3 separate regions of the Homo sapiens genome follow, and all the other regions are linked to region 1. The links are chromatin loops, found by intact Hi-C in ENCODE. Cell type or tissue: PC-9. All regions are shown on one strand. Links, peaks and the distances in the headings refer to the core of each region. The heading gives the core; the rest is flanking DNA.

Region 1 (8,306 bases), core at 1,893-5,892:
TCTGGGAAGGATATAGAAATGGGAGAACACAGTCTGTGCACAGTTCTGAGAATCAACAAAAAATTGTTGCTGGCAAGGTATAGGGGTTCTGGTTTAAATAATTACCCATAATGTCCACTAGGTGGCAATGTTGACTAGTTGTCTACAGCTTGGTTGCTGTCAGAGTAACTGAGATGGATGAAAAAGTTATTTGCGGGTTTGGACAAGGAATAACTTTTTTTTTTTTCTGTATGTTTCCTTTAGTGAGTTCTATATTCCTCATAAAAACTAACAATCCACACTGCCCATAAATTCGCTTAGGCAATATTGATTGCACTCTGTGCAAGTTTCTATTGAGAGAAGAAATGCTAAGTAGGAATGATTCTCACCCTCAGGGAATCTACAATCTAGTAGAGGAGACAGACATGTATAAAATAATATAATATAAATTATTGTATGAAAAGTACCAGAGGAGAAATAAAGTGGTCTTGGAGTCCATCAGACAAAGTAAGACTTTTTTACTAATCATGGAGGCTGTAATGGATGACAGATATTTGGAAGGCAGGCAACTGAGAATGTGTAATGAGGAGATAACATTATGGGCAAAGAGCAGTGAGAGCAAAGACATTGAGCTCAAAGGCAGCAGGACGTGTCTGTGAAGCAGTTCAGGTTGGCTGGATCGTGGGTTATTGGGGGATAAGCATCAGGGCAAGGATAGGAATGAAGGTTGTGATACCTGCTTTTCTCTTCCCCTTTCCATTTCATTTTGAGTGCAACTCTCTGGCAAGGATTTTTAGAATCTGCCTCATATCTTCCTTTTCACTACCTACTTTGCTGACTTCCAAGTTTTCCAGGTTTGCCTGGATTTTGTCTAAAGAATGCTATGTGGGGAGCTCCAGCTCTGTAAGAAGGTATCAAATTTAGCCTTAGTGAACAATACCAGGAAGAAAGCTTTCAACTCCCTCCTGCTCCCTGTCTTGTGAAAACAAATGATACTCCCTAGTCTCATTCTTCGCTTATCAGGTGGAACTGGGAAACCCTGGGAAAGAAAAATTTGGAGGCTCAGGACTATTTGTTCCAGGGAGAGAAATATACTCTAGCCTCCTAACCTGTCACCTTACCTCTAGGGACTGTTTCCACCATGGCCAACAGAGCGACCATTCCATGATCCCAATCAGACCGTGCAACTACCCCCTTAAAAATATGTGATGGCTCCCCGGGCCCTCAGCGGAGAGTCCAGATTTCTTATTATGGTGTTTGGGGTGCCTTCTTCACTGAGCCTGCAGTGATCTCAGGAGACTTCAGGAAGAGTAAGAAAAACAACAGATGGGTGCTCAGATCTGGGTTCCTAAGTCAACTTCATTGCCGTGTGAATCTCAGTTCTTCCACTGGGTCAATAGTACATAATTTCTTATGTGCTTCTTTACCTATGCTTCCCTGTCCCCCACCAGACTGCAAATGCTGTGAGAGCGGGCGCTGTCTTACTCATTGCTAGATCCTTAGAATCTAGCACAGTGCCCAAACACCTAGTAAATGGTAATAGTATTTGTGGAATGAGTCAGTGAAAACATACTCAAGGGTGTGTAAGGCCTGCCAGTTTTGGCTTCTATTAATGCATGTGTCCTGGGGGTCCCATTTGTCCTCTGGGATTGTCGTATTTGCTTATTTATTTGCAGGGGGAAATGAACTTGTGACCAGGCCTTCTGGAGACATGCTGCTGTGCTGCCCAGCCCCTGTGTGCTGCTGTGGATGTGTGGCTTCTCCTTGGCTCAGGGCCCCTCTCCCATGCTCCTTTGTGTGGGGTGATCCCCAGAGCCCTCTGATCGGGTGTCTGCCTGATGCTGGCTGCAATGAAAACCTCTCTTGTTCCACTTAGCACAATGTTGCCATTATAGCCCCTATCCAGGGAAATGACACACGTCTGCTGGCCCACCCTGGGCCCCGGAAAGCAGATAGAGATCTCAGTGGCTGTTTCTGGGAGAAAGAGAAAGAGTTTCATGGATGGATGAAAACTCCTTCTTCCCATGCGCCTTCAGGTTTCTGCTCCAGGGCACGGGGCTCCTACTTGCATGGAGGCAACAGGGCTCAGCTTCCACAGTTGTTAAAACCAAGCCCAGTGGTTGTGTCTGAAGGAAAAGGAGCTTTTGTTTTATGCTGAAATGCTGCATGAAGCTTACTCCATCCCTTTGGATTCTTCTCCTTAAGCGAGATCTTAGGCTCCTGAAGCGAGGCTCGTGCCCTGAAGCACCTACAGGGCCGGGCAGGGAAGGGTGTGCAGGAAGCAGGCCATGCAAGTGGAGGGGCCACAGCAAAGCGGAGCCCTCTTGCTCCGTCTGAGGGGCCAGTCACCAGTCAGCTTGGAAATGGAGTGGCCAATCTTCAGCTTTTTCAGCAGAACCCAGAAATCTAGATTTCAGTGAGAAATCTCTTTTGATTTAAAAGTGTTGGTAATGAATTCCAATTGTTTTAAACATTGCAGTAGCCAACTAAAACACCCCTGTGAACTTAATCTGGACTATAGCCACCCCCAGGCCCCAATGTGGAAACTTGAGGGAAATTAGGGACCCATGAAGACATCTGGAGGGTCTGTCCAGCTGGGGGCCTCCACGCTGAGGCCTGAGGAGGGTGTGCAGCTCCTAACACTGCAGCGTGGACTAACTCTCTTCTGAAGATCTGGGCTGCACGCCCCTAGCTTCATCTGTGGCTGCAGGCTGGTGCCAGGTTGCAGAGGTCCAAAGTGGATTTTATAACCTGGAGCTAGAAAAGCTTTAAAGCCCCCCAAAACCTGAGACATTAGCCCATCTGGTCCCTTCATTTGTCAGTTGGGGAAACTGAGGCTGAGAGAAGGGGAGAAATCTTACCTGAAATCACAGAAGGCCTTAGAGCCAGAACCAGGAGCAGTGATGCCCTGATATGAGGTCACCTGAGCCACTCTGTTCAGTGTGTGGGACACAGTGGTGAAGAGCATGACTTTAGGACAAGGTGGATCTGAGTGTTACCCAGCCCCGCCCCTGCACAGTCCAGGCACGATCTTCAACCGCTCTGAACCTCAGATTCCTCATCTAAAAATTGGGGCTACAAACATCTTCCCCACACAGCAGTTGTGATGCTTCAGTGTAACTGTGCATGTAGAGTGTGGAGTGGCTGATGCCATGCCAGCACATGGTACGTTTTCTTCAAATGCCAGCTGGCAGTATATTCAGGGAGGAGATTTTGTATGATATAGCCGAGTGCACGGGCTTTGGGTGAGGCATCTCTAAGATCAAGTGCAGGCTCTGCCACATACAGCTGTGAAACACTGGATGAGTTATTTATCAAGGGCCCAATTTCCTCATCTGTAAAATAAGGATGAAAGTAGTACCAGGGGGTTAAATGAGATCTGTAAGGTGCTTAGCACAGTGTCTGAGCCATGGTCAGAAGTGTTGGTTATTATGTAATCAGTGTGGGTTTCCTCTGAAGAATTCGTCAGATGTTTATGGAAAAATATTAAGGGATGCTGAAACCGTGGCCACATACCCAGGCTGCCCCCTGCAGGGAGTTTTATATAAATCCAACCCCTGGAAATGCAACTGATTCTGCCAGGTTCCTCCTTCCCTGAAGGAGCTCCCAGTGCTCCCGGATGGGAGGACTACCAGGCCTCCAAATGCTGCTACCCACGGAGTCTGCAAAGGAGTGGTGTTTTGTATGCACATTTAAAAACGTTACATAGTCCCATTATTTTGTTACAATGACAGATTGCTAGGGCCAGATGGACAATTTGTCCTGATCCAGGTGGGCAAGACCCTGTGCCTTAGGGAGGCAGTCACGCTTCTTTTGTATGACAAGGAATTCTGTATCCATAAGGAGGTTTTGGAAAACCAGAAGGCTCTAGGTCTGGGCCCTACAAACACTTTTCAGTGACAGACTGAGGCAAGCTTTTACCCTTCCTATGTGTTCCCTAGTGATTCATGTCACACTGCGCGCTTTGATCGGAGCACATGCCTGCACTGTTTAAATTGTGGTCATTCTCCCTCACACAGACAGCAAAGGAACACATTCGGGATTCCGCTGCCAATATTCATTCACTCTGGGAGCCAGGGTATCTGTCACAACTTCTTTGGTTGCAAGTGATAGAATCACAACTCCAACCAGCTTTAATGAAAAAGCTCAAAGGGTAGCTGAGTAGCTGAAGGGGCGAAGCTGGTTTGAAGCCAAGCTTGGATCCAGGAAGGCAAACTGAGCAGTCGCTCTTTTCTCTCCATCTCCCGGCTCTGCCCTCCTCTGTTTAGTCTTCATCTTCAGGCCGTCTGTTCCAATCTGTGGCAGAGAAGGCCACACAGCTGCAAAGCCTGAATTCCTTACACCTGGAGATTCCAGGTGAGAAAGGCAGCCTCTCTCCCTGCAGTTCCAGCAGTGGCCCAGAGAGGCCCCCATACTCTAGGTAAACCACAGGCTCTAAGCCCAAGGGAGGTGTTGAGCAGTGAAACGCACGCCTCCCCTGCAGCCAGGCGCGCACCTGCAGCACACCACTTTATCAACTAAATGCCGCGACCTCTATTTTGCATATGTCATTTCATTCGTTTGCTAGGGCTGCCACAACAGAATTTCTGCCAGCAGAGCTGGTTTCCTCTGAGGCCTGTCTCCATGGCTTGTGGATGGCTACCCCTTTGCTGTCTCTTCACGTGGCCGTCCCTCCCTGCATGGGCTCCCTGGCTGTCACCACGTGTCCAAATCTTCTTATGAAGACACCAGTCAGATTGGATCAGGCCCTACCCTAACAGCCTCATCTTAACTTAGTCACCTCTTTAAAAGCCCTATGTCTAAGTAGAGTCACATTCAGAGGTACTAGGGGGTTAGGGATTCCAAATATGAAATGGGAGGGTGAGGACACCGTTCAACTAGCAAATGGCAAGGCTGAGACTGCCCTGAGGGAGGATGCGTCTAACCATGTGCCCTTACCCATGACGCTGTACTGTCCCTGCTGGAGCTCATGGCAGCATACCTGGAGGCAAAGGATTTACAACCCTCAGCAGCGGGGAATATGAGAGGCTGTATCCACTGAAAACCTTAGTGAGGTCCAGGGACCCCCTGTCTATATGATGCCCCAGCAGGATACCACTGGTATATGAGAGTCTTGGCTGTCAGGCGAGCTGTGGTTCAGCAAGCCCTGTTTGTTGTCAAAGAATTTTGGGTTATCTTCTCTCTGCAGCGTTTTCAGATGGTTTCTCTTGGGCTCCCCGAAGACCAGCTATCATGAAGATGTACAGGGAATACAAATACCTTCTCTCCTCCCTTTTCCATCAGGTAGAACAGCATTTCCAAAAGTGTGGAATTCAGACAATTGGTGAAAATGTGATATATGTTTAGATATTACACAGACCAACATATTTGGAGAGTTATGAATTTATATGAATTTGTAATAAAAACATATAACCAGGATGGGTGTGGTGGCTTATGCCTGTAATCCCAGCACTTTGGGAGGATGAGGTGGGAGGATCATTTGAGGCCAGGAGTTCGAGACCAGTTTGGGCAACATAGTGAGACCCCCCCTCATCTCTACAAAAAATTAAAAATAAAAATTAGCTGAACATGGTGGCACATGCCTGTAGTCCCATCTATTCGGGAGGCTAAGGCAGGAAAATTGCTTGAATCTAGGAGTTTGAGGTTACAGTGAACTATGATCACACCACAGGACTCCAGTCTGGGCAACACAGCAAGACCCTGTCTCTTAAAAAACAAAACTAAACAAAACAAGCTAAACCAACCAAACAAGCAAAAAACCCCATATAAACAGTCCTACAAACCTGTGCTTTTCACTGGCATTAAAATAGAAACATCAGATACATGTCAATTGAAAGAAAAATATCAAGTAAATAGTATTAAGAAAATAAATAATTTGATGAAATCATGAAGGTGATGCTTGAATGACTGAAATCCGGGAAGCACCGGGATAGTTCCCCCGAGAGGGAAATACTTCTGGCTATGGACACAGAAGTCATGCCAATTTTAAGCCTCATTTATCTGCACATTTAGCTCTAATTTTCCCTGAGGATGACCATAGATGGTGACTTCCGGCCTTTGGTTTCTCTCGTCTCTGTCTCTGGGCCAATCATATTGGACCAGGCCAAGTACAGAGGTGAAAGGCTTGTGAGTGTTGGGGAGAGGCTGACCCTCATCTGCACAGCCCCTGGACTCTATTCATTTGGAGTCTTGCTGCAGGGCTCCTGAGTGGCTTGGCGCTGCCCATAGCTGAGTATGTAGGTAGGTGTTTATCACTGTGCAGTCAAGATTTTTAGCAACTCAAAGTCCAGTGTGGAATAATGCGTTTAAAACTTAATTCCACACGGAACTGGCAAAATTCTGTGAAGGTTAATTGCTATTAATTTTAGTAGTGCTTTTGCCCCCTTGAATTTTGCTAACAGTGCTGAATAACAGCCTTCTAGTCCACGTTTGGCTCTGTGGCCAGCTGCAGCTGCTGACATCTTCCACAGCTGGTGCCCATGTCTATGAACTGGGTGCCTGGTGAGGTTGAGGGGCTGCAGGCACAGGAGAGCTGGCTTGTTCTGATCTGCTCAAACGCTCAGTCAGCCTGTATCGTGGCTGCGAATTACAACTATTGTATTATTGGCATTACCTTCTGTGGCCTCCAAAGTCACATTCTGCTTTATTGATGTAAGGTTGATCTCCAGTGTCCAAACGGGTTGCATGTGTGGGGAAAGGCCCCCTTCTAGAATTTCAGACAGTCTGACTCAAAATGTTATGTCTATTCATGAAAGGAAGATGGGTGAGAGCAACGCTTCTTACACTTCACCATGTGTATGAATCACCTGGGGATCTTATGAAAATACAGATGCTGATTGGGCAGGTTGGGGTGGGGCCTGAGGTTCTGCATTTCACAGAAGTTCCTGGGTGATGCCAATGTTCCTGGTTAGGAACATTTTGAGTGGCAACGCTTGGAACAATTCTTCCTACACCCAGCATGTTGACAACCACAGCACAAGCCAAACACCCTCTACAAAGCCTGGATGGATGAGAGGAGTCCTTTTAGACTCTGTGCATGGCTGGCCCCTGCCTGCCCTCCCACCGCTTCTAATCTCACTCTCCCCTGCATATGCCCCACTCCAGCCTCATTGGTGCTTTTTGTTCCTCCAATAAGCCAAGCTCTTGCTCAATCCAGGGCCTTTGCATCCACTGTTCTCTGTGCCAAGAATGCTGGCAACCCCACTTTTCCCCAGGTACTTAGTTTTCATCCTTTGATTAGCATACGAAGTGAGTTTCTTTCTCATGGTACCTATTTGTTGTCTCTGTAGCAGTTATCTTCATGTGCCAGCTCTTTTTCTGTTGCCTTATTTATGATTCGTTTCTCCTCTAGACCAGAGTCCATGAGGAAAGCCCATTCCTGCCTTCCACACTGTTGTATCCTCAGTGCTCCTGCCTGGCAGGAGATGCTCACTCATGAATATTTGTTGGGTGCATGTGTAGGCAGGGAGCAAAAATGCATTCTTATCTTTTTGCACATTTGAGCCACCTGTCTGGAGGGGCCATGTTGGGGCTGAAAGTTAGCATTGGTTCTTATTGAAGAATCGCAGAATGAGAGCTCAGAAGAGGAGCTACTTTTAATTCTAAGCCACATCTCATCGTCAGAGATGTCGAAACGTGAAAAAAGTGTGCATCTTTGAATAGATAAAATACAGTAAGCCAGCATGTCTTAAACAGAGGTTATGTTAAATTCATTTATAAAATATTGGATTAAACAAAGGTACTATGGTGGGACTTCTCAGGACTTTCGGCAATGTGTGTTGTGAGTCTACGAGAGAAGGGACGTGATGTGCTCTTTAACGGCACAGCAGTTGTGGCAGAGGCGCTGTGATTTCGTCACCCAGAGGCCATCCTTTTCTGCCCTGCTTCCTTCTTCTTTGTTAGTAGAGGGCCTGGTTCCCCCTGTTGAGGCTGAAAATGCCAAATGCCCAGTTTCCCAGCCTTTACTGCAGCAGGATCATGGACATATCCCTAGTTCTGGCCGGTGGGATCCAAGCAGAAGTCTACTGAGGACTTTGGAAAAGTTTTTCTGACTACAATAGACATGCAATAGACTGTCTTGTTTTTTGATGTGATTGTGTGAGGACATGGTGCCTGGAGCCACAGAAGCCTCTTGTAAACATAGAGGACACATGGCTGAGGACAAGAGCCAACATGCTGAGGATGGTGGGGTACAGAGATACAAACAACCTGGGCTCTGGACTCCATCCCTGAGCTGCTGAATGTACTAACTCTGCACCTTGGATTTCTGGTCATGCAAGACAACACATGTTCTCACTGTTGAAGCCACTTGTAATAAGATGCTCTCT
Region 2 (7,236 bases), core at 586-4,585, 530 kb after region 1:
CACAGAGGTTTCTAAAAGCGTCTTCAGTTCATTTTTCACTGCCAAGTTCTTCCATGTGACTTTGGCATTTTTTTTTTCTCTCTGCCTTCTCTGTCAGAAAGTTTTCCTGGTTTTGGTTATTTTTAGCCCAGTGTGGGCCCTTGGGGACCATCAAATCCAACTTTCTTGTTTCACAAAAGAGAGAAATGAGACTCTGTGTTTGAAAGCAAGTTGATTAAGTTCACACACTTTACTATCAGAGTCATCCTCCCACCCATGTCTCCCGACTTCCAGCCCAGGGATCCCACTGTACTTGGTTGCCTCCACCTGTCTCTTAATGATCTCAGTAAAGTGCCTGACTGGCCTCTGCCTTGTTAAGAGCTAAATGGCCTCCCAGGACTCCCAGGTGTGAATAGCTTTTACCTAGAAATAGAGTGGGTTCCCAAAGAAGATTTGCAAGTTGGTCTTTGGAAACTCAGAAACACAATTTCCCTAGGAAGATGGTTTTATATGTTTATAGGTTCTCAGTCTCACTTGCAAATCCCATAGAACCTGAGATAATACGTGCCAACGTGAAAATCAATAGCACATGACTGTTAATTCCTGTGTCTCCTGCTAAGGGTGGGGTACTGAACCACACTTTGGCACTTCTCTATAGAAAGGCTTTAGGGACCTCCGCAGGATATTTATTCTTTGGGAATTAGCTTGCAAGCAGTCTGGGACCCATTTACTTTCTTTGCTCTTTGAAGGATGGCTTCACTTTTCTCCAGGGCTGGCTCCAAGAGCTCATGATTTGTGCGCGTTGCACAGGGACCCACACTCAGAGGGCCATGCATGTGGTTTAATGCTCTGCTGTAGCCGTCCTGAAATCCTGAATAATTTTTTCTTTGAACTTGTGTTCTATAGGTAAAGTCCAATGAGACAGTGGAGCATGCATGGGATCAGAGGAAACACGTGTAATCTATGGGTCCACTGCCATTCCTTGCCTCCCCACTCACATATAACATTTAGGATGCCCTGGACAGAGAAGTCAACTGTACCCAGGACACATGGAGTGCAGTGAGAATCACAGCGAATACAGAGTGTGTTACATCTACTGGGTAAATGGGGACACTGACAGCCCCCAGGGGCCATGCTTTCTGTTCAGTGGCATTCTGAGAAACACAAATGACCAAGGATCCCTTTCATATCCTTTCTTACTCATGTTACTTCCCTGTGTTAGCCACCCACTGAGGCTGAAAATGGTGACACAGAAGGAAAGGGAAATGTGGATGGCCTATAGTGTCTTCTCATTTTACTCCTTCCTTCCTCGCCAGTAAGCTGAAGATAGTGTTGGTAGAATATGCACATGTCAAGAAGTAAAATAAACACAGTTGAGTTTGTTTTTCTTGGCAGCATTTCCACAGTTCTGATGAGGAGGCAATACCTATGCATGTGTGAGCTACCAGATACAGAAAATGTAATTTCAGTGCTTCTACATCAAGCTAAATGCTGTGACATTTAAACTAATATTTAAATGTTATATTTTAAAACTAATATTCTACAATATAAAGACAAGTGGTAAAATTGATGCTGATAATTTTAAATTGTTCTTAGAGCTACATAAATAGCAAAGTAAAAACACTATGATGAGTGGAGAAAGAAGCCATGGAATAAAGAGAAAGTTTTATATTTTGTATCTTTAACAGCACTTTTTTCCTGCCTTTTGAACAAGGAACTCCACATTTTGATTTTGCCCTGTACTCTGCAAAATATGTAGTCATCCCTGCCTCTCCAGCTTCAGTATTTACCTTCTCAAGTTCTGTTCCGTCAATGGAATAGCTGTAACATAACTTGCCATTTCAATCCACCATTAATGCCTAATCATTGCTCTTTCAAATATTAAGTTGTCACTTTTGCTTACTACTATTTGATTTATAAAGGTGTGTATTAGTTTGCTTGGGCTGCCATAACAAAGTACCACAGAGTGGGTGGCTTAAACAACAGAAATTTATTTTCACACAGCTGTGGGGGCTGGAAGTCAAGAGCAAGGTGTGGGCAGGTTTGGCTTTTTTGAGAATTATTTCCTTGGCTTGAAGTCAGCAGCCTCATGTGGTCTTTTCTCTGTGCTTGTGCACCCCTGGTGTCTCTCTGTGTGTCTGCATTTGCTCTTCTTATAAAAACACCAGTTAAATTGGATTAGGGTGCACCAATATGACCTCATTTTACCTTAAGTGCCACATTAAAGGCCCCATCTCCAAATACAATCATATTCTGAAGTACTGGGGGTTAGGTCTGCAGCACATAAATTTAGAGAGAAATACAATTTGACCCACCACAAGAACTTTCTCACTTTTTCTTTTTATAGTAGCCTTGAGAGAGCAGCCAGGACACACATCTTGCAAGTCTATTCATTCATTCAACAAATATTTATGAGTACTTACTAAGCGCTTGATGCTGAAGATGTAACAATGAAGAAAACAGGCAGCTTCCTGCTCTTGTGGAAGTTAGGTTCTAGTGGGAGAGACAGACAAAACATAGTAACAAATAAAACAATCACAGACTGTGAGAAGTAGAAGTAAGATAATATAAATAGTGCTGTGATAGAAAATAAAGTGGGTGAGATTTTTGGTAGGGTCATCACGGAGGGCCTCTCTGAGGAGGTGACAAACATTGAGAAAGATTCCTTAAAAATGCAAAGAGCTCGGGAGAGGAAATTGCTCAGCAGAGGAAACAGCAAATGCAAAGGCCCAGAGATGGGAAAGAGCTCAATATGGTCTAGACACTGACTAAATGCCAGCGTAGTGGAGGTATCAAGTGTAATGTGGAGCATGGAGTGAGATGGCAGGAGCGGGATCGTGTGGGGGCCTCTTCTGCCTTAGTTAAGGAGTTGAGAATTTATTCTGAGTGCAAAGGGAAGTCACAGAAGGGTTGCTGTCAGAAGGGCGGCATGATCTGTTCTGCAGTGTGGGGGATGGGTTGGCAGAAGAAAGGTGTGGGAGATGGGGAAACTGAGTCCTACAGGCGATCACTTACTGGCTTTCATTCACACAAGTTCCAAACGGCAGTACTGGTCAGGTACTTACATTACATTCCTATAAACATGGAGCAGGGCGCCCTCTGCTGTTCCAAGTAATTCTTAATCCACATTGATGGCAAATCTAGGAAATGAAGAAAGAAAACTCCCCGACGCTTAATTATGGAATATACAGGAATCCTCCAATCACATTTCCAAAATTCATACCAAAATTTTGAGGTGAAGAGAAGGGGGCCTGAGGAAGCTCCCAAATAACAGGTTGACTGTTCTTAGGAAAGCTGGGTTGAAGATGAAATCGACTGGCCTTTTTATTTTTAAGAGTAATTAATCACTTGAATTACTCTTACTGTTTTCTAAAGAATTATACATGCTCATTACAAAAAAATCAGACACTACACCAACACAAAAGCAACACATTACTCCATATTTTACCATGTGGGAGTAACAAGTACTTTTGATGAATATTACTTTAGACATCTCTCTGTGCCTGTATATGTACACATCCTGTTGGATAAAAACGTCCTCAGTAGAGATCCCTCTAAAGTTAAAGACATTACTGAAGCATTTTTAAAAACGGACTCATTTTTTGAGCCACACATTTCAATTTTAGTTATTATAGATTGTCTCAGTGTTGTAAAATAGTGTTACAAAACATAACTCATTGTTTCGTTTTTCCATTTTTCTTAGCTCTGCAATGCCTTCTTTCATCTTCTTTATTTTATAATTTATCTTAGAGGTATTGTTTTACGGAATTCATATTCTTAATGAGCTTTTCTCTCTCGGCAAATGTTTCCTGCAAAGGGTCAGGTAGTAAATATTTTAGGCTTTGTGGGCTAAAAGAACTTGGTCACAACTGTTCAGCTCTGCTATTACAGCGTGAAAGCAGCCAGAGACAATACGTAAATGAATGAATGTAGTTGTGTTTCAATAAATGTTTATTTACAAAAACAGGAAGTGGGCCACATTTGGCCCACAGGCTGTCATTTGCTGACCCCTGTTACAAAAGATAAGATAATTACTGTTTACTCTTCCTTTCATCTCACTCTTTTCCAGGTTTTGCTTATATTATTTTCACTTTGTTAGGACTTAATGATACATTCCCTTATACTACCTTCAAGGCCACACAGGATTAGCCTTAGCTGTGAAATTAAATAAACATGGTGTTCCACATGAGTTCTTTTCATCACAGCTTTTTCACTCGAGTTCTTTATTATTTTTCATCTCTTGTTCGATGGGATTACTTGCCAGTTGTGTGTAGTTTGGTTTTGTTTCAAAAAGAGTTCATGAGTATTATATTTCCCGAGCTCTTGCGTGTCAAAAAATATCTGCCCTTTATCTCCATGCTTGGTGACACCCTAGCTTGGTACAATATTTTTGAATCATGTTGTTTCTCTCAGAAGTTGGTGGTCATTACTCCATGTCCCTTGGTACTGGAGTTGCCATGGCAAAGCCTTGAAACCACTTGACTTTTTCCCCCTATAGGGGCTGACTTGCCGTTTTCTGCCTAAATGTCAAATTTTTTTCTGGATTCTTAACACTTAACAGTTTAACCAGGAAATTTCCCAATTTAGACCATTCTGTATCAATTTCTCTTGACATAATTGTCCTCTTTTTTATCCATTAATACCGTTCTTCTTTTCAGAAAACTTTTTAGGTTATATCTTTGAATTCTCTTTTTTCTTTCCTTGTACTCTAAGGATGTCAGTTGTCTTCACGTTGGATAATTTTTTCTCTCTGTATCTACCTTTATTTTAATTGCTTTGTCTTTTCATCCTGCATTTTCTATGACTGTCCCCAGCCATCTCTCCATGACATTTGCAGCTACATTTTTCTCTCCTTTGCAATTTATAACTTATTACATTTATAACTCATTGTTTTGTTTTTCAATTTTTCTTAGCTCCACAATGTCTTCTTCCATCTTCTTTATTTTATAATTTATCTTAGAGGTACTGTTTTACTGAATTGATATTCTTAATGAACTCTTCTCTGTAATTAAGCGTTCAAAAAGAACTTGCACTTCACCTTTGAGTTTTATTTTCTTCCTGAGGGTTTTTGGTTTTGGTTTTGTTTTGCCTTTTTCTTGCTTACTACTTATTTTGTAGTAGCAGATTTGCATAATTTTGTACTGTTTCTTTTCATTTTGCTCATGCTTAACAGGGAGCAGTTTTGTTTGTAGTTTCTGTAAAATGACGCGGATGGATTCTCCTTGATGTCTTTCTCACTTTATCTGGAACTATCGTGTCTTCTCCTCACCAAAGAATCAGTTTCAGAGGTGGGTGTGGCTTTCTATTTATTTTTTAATTAAAGCATATTCTTTTGAATTCTCAGTATTTCGTTGACTACCTTTGCTTTTGGGAGAAGGGCTGGCCTTAGAAGTTGTACCAGTCATATCAGAATCTTTCTTTTCATGGATGCCAAACCTTATGATTCAAGCAGTACCCTTTCCTCTCTAGCCGCTAATGTATTATTTGGCTTAAAAAATAACCATTTCATCAGGTGGGGAAAGAAGTTTCTGTGATCCTGTTTTGCTCTGCTATCTTTACGTGGAGTTGGGTGTTAAAGCAAGAGCCAGGTGCATTTTTGGGAGGAATTAGTTATGAAAAGAAACAGACCAGATGATTTTTGAAGTTTCTTTTAGCTCAACATACTGAGATACGACTATTATGACAACAGGGGTCGCCCGACCGTTGAAAATTACCAAGTTCAACAATGTAATAGTAAGAGGCATTGCAATTGTCAGACCACTAGAGGGCAGATCTTGGCCACAATTGGAAGTAGTCACAGTAAATAGTTACTATTGTCAAATGAATTGTGCTGGAGCTCCTTTAAACTTTTACAAAAAAATCTGAAAAGGACAAACTGCAGGGAAACCGAGCTCAAATTATCTGACAGTTGGGGGCTACTCATTTGTAAAAGGGGTCCCGTGATTCTCTGTCTTGCCATCTGTATCCATCTCCCCTTAGGTGTTCACTTTTGCCAATCCCCCCGTCATCCAAGCTTGAAAACTAGTAAAGCATGCCCAGATCCTCCATTCGCTGTGCTATTTTCCAGCTGGCAGGTAGAAATTTGAAACACCTCGCCCAGAGTTACAGCCGCCCAGCTCATAAATGGTGAAGACCTGAAATGGAGCCCACCTTGCTGGCTCCTGTGCCTTCTGAACACCTCTCCAGGAGAGCAAGCTCTTGTCACTGATACTTCACTTCTAGCATTGAAACCGCAAGAGAAGCAATACCAGCAAGAGATGAATCAAATCCTCCCTTCAGCCCTTGCTGTTGGCAGCTCCCTATGGCATTCTGAATCATTACCCTGGACAGACTTTTGTGACCCAAGGATAAGCCTCCTTACAACAAAGATAATAGAAACCTGCCTTTGCTGCCAAGGATGTTTCATTTGTCTCTCATACTGGGTCTTGCTGCTGGAGGTAACATTTGCCAGCATAAACTTTCAGCCTGCTGTTTACCAAATTCCTCTGTACATCACTCATCATGCTTCACCAGGGAATTCAAGGCTTATTTTGCCCTCCTGGACTGCTTTCCTAGCCTTAAGTCTTTGGCGACACATTACATCACATACATGTAAGACAGATGCCTGCTTTTCCCTCCACTCAGGGAAGCTCTGAACCCACGATGTCAGTAAAATCCTGCTAAAGTTTTCAGATCAGGATGTAAGTTATGTGCTCTGTTAGTAATACAAATTGGGAGTATCCTTGATATGACTGTGTCCTTACAAGAAGAGATGTTTTATTTTCTTCATGTAGATTTAGTTTGGGCTATCCCAGAAAAATCACTGTTTTCTCTTGGGAAATATGTTGGCTTAAATATTGATAGATCTTCCTAAGACCTGATTCCTCCCAACAGGCAGCAGGCAGATCTGATGTTTTGTTTCAGCTGAGCTGTAAACATGATCTGCAGCTGGTGTGGTTTAGTTCACTGTGGATTAAAGTGTTCTGTGTCCCCCAGTCAGATGAACATATGTAGAGAACTATACTTTCTAGTGGCCTTGTCTGGAGCCCAGAATAGTGGAAAGGATATGTTTTTATTGTGATTTATTCTATCAAAGAAATAAATTGGGCCTTAAATTAGGGAAGGGGGTAGGTTTGCTTTTTCATTCCTCTGGGGCTGAAGCAGGTAAGAGTTTGGACTCAATGGGCAAAAAAGACAATAAAATTCTCATGGGGGAGATGAGCCAGTTCTTGAAAGGAAGGAAGGAGGAAAAACACTCTCAGACCTATGGATCATAGG
Region 3 (7,236 bases), core at 586-4,585, 260 kb after region 1:
TGTCCCTAGGATTGGCTTCCTTTTACTAGAGGTCCCTGTCCCCTGAAGCACAACCCTTAATCTCTTAATATAGTGGCTTCTGAGTCACTCCTGTGTTTGGCCCCCAGGGAACCCTCAGGGCAGCTCTGCTGTCCTTTTCTTATTTGCCAGGCTTTGCTTCTGGCCTGAATTAATTACTGACTTATGAGGGTTAATGGAAACCAGGCAGCCTTTTTGAGTCTCACCCAAAGAAGCATCTGTTTCTCATCTTTACCATGTAGGGAGGGCCGGGGGTAGTGAAGCACCCTCTAGCCATCTTGCCTCTGCCCCATAGCTCCCAGTAAGTGGTTCAGGGACAAAGTGTGTGATCTGATCATGTCAACCAAGAACTCCACGGATTGTAAAGGGAAAAACTCAGTTCAAACTTCCTTAAGCAAAAAAGGCAACTTACTGGCTCAAAGAATGTGAAGGCTGAGCTACAAATTTAACTGCAGATAGCTCTGGATCCTGTTTCTCAATCATCATCAGGGATTTCCCCACCTCTCATTGTATTCCTTGACTCTGTATGTTTCTACTTTGCTTTGTTTCTTGGCCTTTTCCCCTTCTAGCTACTGGCAGGTTCAAGTCCACCTCTGAACCTGCCACTTCAGAGGGACTATTTTCCTTATTGAGACACAGTGGAAAGTCCCAGGGAGTGGCAGATGTAGGCCAAGTTTGGGTCATGTACACATCCCTGAAGCACTGTGCCCAGGGCAATGATGTTTCATGATTGGCTGAGCCTCAGTAAGGGACCACCTCTGTGCCTGGAGTGCAGGGCACTGTGATTAGCAATGTCCCAAGGACCACAGTGGAGGGAGAGAGGGGCTCCCTAAGGACTCAGGAGATGGGGATTGGATGTTGGGCAAACAAACAAACAAACAAACAAACAAAAAAAACTAGAGTGGCCAGCACAGCCTCCTAGCCTGTCCTGGAAGTGTTTGCTAATGCTGTCTCTTCTTTGCCCCCATACCACGGGGTTAGGATGCCCATGATGCCACTGAGTACTTCCTTCTGGCCCTGGCAGCAGCGGTCCTGCTGGGTGATGAGGAGCTTCAGGACACCATTAGGAGCAGGCTGGACAACATCTGCCAGAGCCCCCTGTGGCACAGCAGGCCCTCCGGGTGCTCCTCAGAGAGGGCGCGGTGGCTGAGTGGTGGTGGCCTGGCCCTCTGAGGAAAGCTGTCCTGTCTCTGGACATTTGGCATGGCCAGACTCTGACCCCACTGCCCTAGGCTCTTAAATACTCATTGGGAGGGTCCGAGTCCTTACCTGGCCTAGCCCCCTCATTTCACAAGAAGAAGAATGAAGTCCAGGAGGAGAAGGGCTCATTGCAGGCCACAGAAAGATTTGATGGTGCAGCGATGAGAATTCCTGGTTCCAGGCTTTGCATCTGGAGCCTTTACCGGTTGACTGTTGCCTTCCACACAAACAGCCTCTGAAAAGCACTTTCTCCATACATAATTCTGGAGAAGATGAGGGATCTTGCCCTCCAGGAGCCTTCCTTCCTCCCCCAATGAGGAAATCAGTCACTGCACTGGTGCAAAGGCAAGCAGATTGGAATTTGTGCTCTTCACCGATTTTCTCAGGGAAAGACCCCTTCCCCTTGCCAGCAGAGGAACCTGTAGTTTTTTCCATTTCTTTCTTCAGAACCAAAGTATGTATCACTCCTCATGCTCACAGGGATTGACAGGAGAGAATTCACCAGGATCTTAGCTCAAAAGACACAGCCTCAGAATGGCCAGATGGATTGCACGAAACCTGACTTGGATTCACCATCTTCCTCCTGCCATAAGGCTGTGCTCCCACATAACCTCCCAGAAGCTCCAGGGAAGCTTTCCAAGAGCAAAGGCTTGGAAATTGAATGTTAAGAAAATTATGACATAAATTACATGTAAATAGTGTATATGATTAAATATTGTCCAGTTACATTTACACACACATTTTGTCTCATCCACAATGGGGGCAGATGAGATGGAGGACTTGATGGATGGGAGAGAATACCAATACATGTCTTTTTTTTTTTTTTTTTTTTTTGAGACAGTTTCTCCTCTGTTGCCCAGGCTGGAGTTCAGTGGTACAGTCAGGGCTTCCTGCGACCTCAGACTCCGGGGCTCAAGTGATCCTCCAGTGTCAACCTCCTGAGTAGCTGGAACTACAGGCATGTGCCATACCCAACTACAAGGCATCTTATTGATTTCAGGGCAGCTGCTTTACAAAGCATCTCTATTAATAACATCACTGCATAGCACACTGAGTGGCCTAAAACACTTATAATCTCATGGTTTCTGAAGGGCAGGAATCCAAGCATGACTTAGCTGAGCCCACCAGCTTAGGGTGGTTCACAGGCTGCAATCAGCTGGGGCTGCAGTTATCTCAACTTCAACTAGAGAAGGATGGGCTTCCAAGCTCACCCACACAGCTGTTGTTAGGAGTCAGTTTTTTGCTAGCTGTTGGCCAGAGGCTTCCTGCAGCCACTTGCCACGTGGGCCTCTCCACAGGGCAGTCACAACATGGCACCATGCTTCACTAGAGGGAGCAAACAAGAGGAGCAAGAACCAGAGTGAGCAGGAGAAAAGGGAGTGACTCTTTCTATAACCTGATCACAGAAGTGACATCTCCTTAGTCTTGCCTATTCAATTCATAATAAATGAGTCACTAGGTCTAGCTCCCACAAGAGGGGAGTGTTTACCAACAGCTTGAATACCAGATGGTGAGGAATCATTGGGGATCATTTCAGAAGTGACCTACCACAGTATCTGAGTTCTTTGATAATGAAATTGGGAATTCTCTAATTTCAGCAAACTGAAAATATGGTCCACTAACCAGCAGCATCAGCATCACCTGTGAGATTGTTTGAAATGAAAATCTGTGGCCCCACCTATGATCTCTGAATCAGAATCTCTGGATCCCAGAACGCTGACTCGTCCAAGCTTTCCTGGTGATTTTAATGCACCCTAAAGTATGGGAAGCACCACTGCAGGGCAAGAGCCCTCAGATAGTGTGCATAACTATTACCTGGTGAGGTTGTGGAACATGAACTTCTTGGTTTCTATCTCTAATAATTCTGATTCAGTAGATCTGGGATGTATCCCAGGAACATGCATTTTTAGAAAGCAACTCAAGCAAGCCTGATGCAGGTGGTTCACCCTTGCTCCTTTTCTGTGAACCACAAGGATACCAGCCATAATTCCCTGCATCTGATGCCCATCAGCTTAGCTTTTATTATCAGACCATCTGCCCTTAATTTCTAGCTTCTTGGGCTGACCAGATGATTGGTTGTATGAAAGGGTGAGATGGGAGTGGTGAGTTGAGCCGCCATTGCATCTTCTAGTCATCAAGGTTGTCTACTAATTGGCACACATTTTCTCTTAGAGATGTGGTTGGTTGTCAAAAGGCTGTCTACTCTAGAGAGTATTCTCCAGGAAGGAGAAGCTTCCAGTTGTCTAATTAGTAAAGTTATCTAATCTACTACCATGGAGAATAGATGTGGTTTTGCCCCCACCACAAGCTGTAAAAGCCCCAAGCTGGGAGGGACGTTGCGGTTGAGGCTATTCAGTCTAATCTCCCGTGCATAGTCCTTTCAACAACATTCCTGGGAGACAGTCAGGGGCACACACATTCCAGAACAGTTACATATCGTGTATTTGAAGAAGGCTCACACAGCCCTGGAAACCATGCCACTGGCCATTCCCCATCTGACTCAGGTTACAGATCCCCTCCCTTTTCCCACTGACCACTCACTCTCCTCTGGCCAGATTTGTTTCTGTTTCTCTGAAAGAGCAGTTCCCACAACTGCATGAGGCTTTTGATATTGGCCGGTGGGTGAAGAGTACAGAGGGATGTTACTATACTTAATTTGATTCTTCCTCTCCCCAGCAGCCACATCTGTCCTTGGCTTCCATTGAGCTTTATAATCAGTTGAAACTTCTGTGTCTTCTGACTTGAACTTCTGTTTGGACAGATCTTTCTCAATTGCTGCAAATATGCACATGCATTTGCATATGCATACACATACACACACATACGTGAAGAGCGTTGTTTCTATCCATGTTACATCTCCTTGGAAATTTTAGCTAAAATTTCCCAATTCTGTGCACTTTGATTTACCTATAAATCTGATGAATTTACCCATAACCAGGTCAGTTATAAAAATGTTTAGCATGTTTCCAAAGACAAGGGTAAGACTATTTTTTTAAAATAAGAAAAACATTGTGCTATATAATTGCAATTACTACATTCTATATGTAAACCGCTTGCTAAAACTCTTTTAAAAAGTGTTTAAAATTTTCATTTTTGAAATGTGGGCCAGCTATTCCCTTTGGAAACATGTTGATGCTGTCTTTTTTTCATGATCCACAGAGAGTAAAGTGGTGATTGGATTTGGTCTCTACTTAAACATTTAAAAAAATAAGTGTATCATAGCCAAACATGATCTAGTTACCCTCTTTATTCTAATTGTTCCCTCAAATCTTATATGGGCTGTGTGACTGCTGGCTCCTTACATCTAATCTAAATAAAGAACAAGAAGGGCATTGCAACATTGTGGAAAACCCTGTAACATGTTTTCTCAGCTTTCAGGTATACTAGTTCCCTGTCCAACAGTATTAACATTCTGAAATCCAATATTGCTTTTGTCCTTTTCTTATTTGCTTTTCCATTATTTTAAGATGCCTTTATATTGTGCATGTGTATATATATGTATGTGTGTGTGTGTGTGTTCATTTTCTTCCTCTTTGTAAATATAATGCACCTCATTTGGCAGAAGTTTATTTGGGGAAGGGAATATGCAGGAATGGAGGGTGTTAGGATGAGGGATCAGGAAGCCTATCACTAAAGGGAACCTGTATTTTGGTCTTGATTTTGATATTAAATTGCAGTGCGACCTTGGGCAAGTCACTTAACCTCTACACATCTCAGATATTTGTCCTCTGATAAAAGAACCTCACCTCTGGGTTTTTCAGCAGTGCTATTTTTATACTGTATGAATAGGATGAGAAATAGTATTGGAGAGATGAAATAATATATTTTTATAGCTCAATTATATTATCTTCTTTTTACAGGTGAGTAAACTGAGGAACAGAAGGGTAACTTTCTCCCAGACACATTGGTAGTTAGTGGCAAAGACAGTGGTACTTGAGGCGGGGGTCTCATGACTCAAGGACTTAGTTGCACAAATGACAGGATTTCTGCTGTTCAGGGCTTCCTTCACAGTTGTGTGTGTATATGTACACGTGTGTGTATGTATGCATGCATTTATCACGATATGCACCAAAGAGCCTTTACAAAACATTTTCTAAATTGATTTACTTCTTTTACTCATATTAACTTATTTTTATAAGGGATGACTAGTCTATATAGAAGAAAAACTTGTATTGTTTTCCATAAACAGAATTATGTAAATAATGGCAAATACAATGAAAATAAAATAATGCATTAACTTCAAGCTAGGTCCTGTTGCTCATTGCAAGCACCCAGCCTAGGCCTTATCTGGCATTGTTTGAAAACAGAGAGATTAATAAGTGGCAGAGAGTGTAGATGACAGACTAGCAACAACCACTTTTTCCTTGCACACTCAGAGAAATGGAGTAAGCAGGGAAGAGGACTGAGCTCCTTCTGAGGAGGGTCAGTGTCATTCAATGCCAGGTTTGGGCACACATTTCAGGGAAGTGGGGATTCAGCTGGGTGACAGGAAAGGGGCAAATGATATATTATGTAATATGATTCAGTATCAGAAGCATTGTGATTGGTGTTAGTTACAGGATGTTACAGGCACTGCGGGGAAGGGATTTTACCCAGACAGGGTTACGGGCATCAGGAAGGGCTTTCTGGAGGACGTGATATCCAAACTGAGTTCTGAAAGGGACACTTACTTAATTCTAACTGCAGACCAGCAGGTTGGTATTGACAGACAGTGCATGTGTCAAGCAAAGGTCCAGAGGGTGGACAGGGGGTGATGTTTTCTGAGAACAGGTCACTCTGAGTGCAGTGAGGCTGGAGCAGATTCAGGGAAGCAAAGAGGGTTTGGATTCTACCTGGAGGTTGAGGGGAAGGTATAGAAGGATTATAAGCAGTTGAAAGAAACATGGTCAGATTTGTGCTTTGGAAAGATGATTCTAGAAGCAGCATGAGACTAGATTAGGGCAGCAGTGGAGAAGGTAGAAAACACATTAGGACTTGGCGATTGCAACACAACACTCCAGCCTTGATTCAGATATCAACAGTTTTCCCCACTAATGTTCTTCTGATCCCACATTGGATTTAGTTGCCATATTTCCCTATGCATCTCTGGTCTATGACGGTTTCTGCCTTTCCTTGTTTTTCATGACCTTGTCAGTTTTGGTCTCTTTTCCTCTTTTAATTGCTCCCATTGAGATGTGTGGACAAGCGGCAAAGAAGGAAGAAATTCAAGGGAATGGGCTCTGCACTCACTCAGGTGGCAGCTCAGGTGGGGGCAATGTAATGTGTTTTGGAGTTGGGCATACTTAGGTTAGAATCTGTTTCTTACTAGCTGTGTGACCTTCTGCAAATTAATTAACTTCCCTGAGCCCAGGGCTGTCAGAATTATATCAGACTTACTTATGTCATAGACAAGGAAATGGCTAAAAAGGAAATCCATCTTTGGAGGCATGTAAGCCTTGACATTGAGAAGTGCAGCCAAACCTGGAGGTGTGGCCAGGCACCCTGGTCCTGCATTCAGGGACACTTGGGTCTGAAGCTCTTTCTCCTTTTCATCACTGAGTGACCTGAGCAACTTACTTTACCTCTTTAAGCTTCAATTATTCCTCTGCTCAGACTTTTAATTGAGACGAGATGTATGGATGGCTTGGTATGAATGTCAATTGGTGGTAGCTGTCACAATGAAGCAGAACTGAGTAGATTCTTAATAAGCACATCTATTCCTGGGTCCCACACCGTTAAGCGGGAGGGTGTGTATGTTAGGGGTGCTCTTTGCTACTGGGCCTCTCACTTGGCGGTCTTCCCTCTTCGGTGGGACAGCATATATTTCCTGATATGTACCCCCTCACTCTCCCAACTCTGTCTGATTATTCCAGAACTCAGGGGACTTGAGGATGGAGGCTGCTGGAAGTGCTGGCTCTGGGAATGTGCACTTCGTTCACCCTCCTCTAAGGGGTGTCTTCTCCCCAGAGAAGCAGAGACAAGTGACTGCTTAGGGGGTGGGGATTCTCCCCAGCTGCCATGGTGCAGGATCAAGAATAA

Evidence for each region. A loop is a pair of places that touch in the nucleus more often than their neighbours do. Peaks named below come from ENCODE experiments on the same cell type or tissue, not always from the same donor. Only the 100,000 strongest peaks of a DNase experiment are listed, where the experiment ranks them.
Region 2: it touches region 1 in a loop (6-fold over the local background); 26 of 110 quality-filtered maps call a loop at or near these places.
Region 3: it touches region 1 in a loop (7-fold over the local background); 4 of 110 quality-filtered maps call a loop at or near these places.

The regions. Positions count from the first base shown.
Region 1 is chr5:149,260,970-149,269,275 of GRCh38, reverse strand. No RefSeq gene overlaps it. Among named protein-coding and RNA genes, the nearest start is that of AFAP1L1, 6.7 kb to the left of the region's middle. In PC-9, for the core only: CTCF peaks have their summits at 3,323, 3,536 (motif pointing left) and 4,385; a DNase peak (open chromatin) is centred at 3,425.
Region 2 is chr5:148,729,611-148,736,846 of GRCh38, reverse strand. No RefSeq gene overlaps it. Among named protein-coding and RNA genes, the nearest start is that of HTR4, 79 kb to the right of the region's middle. In PC-9, for the core only: CTCF peaks have their summits at 1,861, 2,067, 2,878 and 3,082 (motif pointing left); a DNase peak (open chromatin) is centred at 3,056; H3K27ac peaks cover 623 bases.
Region 3 is chr5:148,998,666-149,005,901 of GRCh38, reverse strand. It overlaps SH3TC2 (SH3 domain and tetratricopeptide repeats 2), which reads left to right. Exons shown (of 17, transcript NM_024577.4): 17 at 1,000-7,236. The coding sequence ends at 1,191. Among named protein-coding and RNA genes, the nearest start is that of MIR584, 60 kb to the left of the region's middle. In PC-9, for the core only: a CTCF peak has its summit at 2,719 (motif pointing right); DNase peaks (open chromatin) are centred at 591, 2,671 and 3,641; H3K4me3 peaks cover 427 bases; H3K27ac peaks cover 4,000 bases.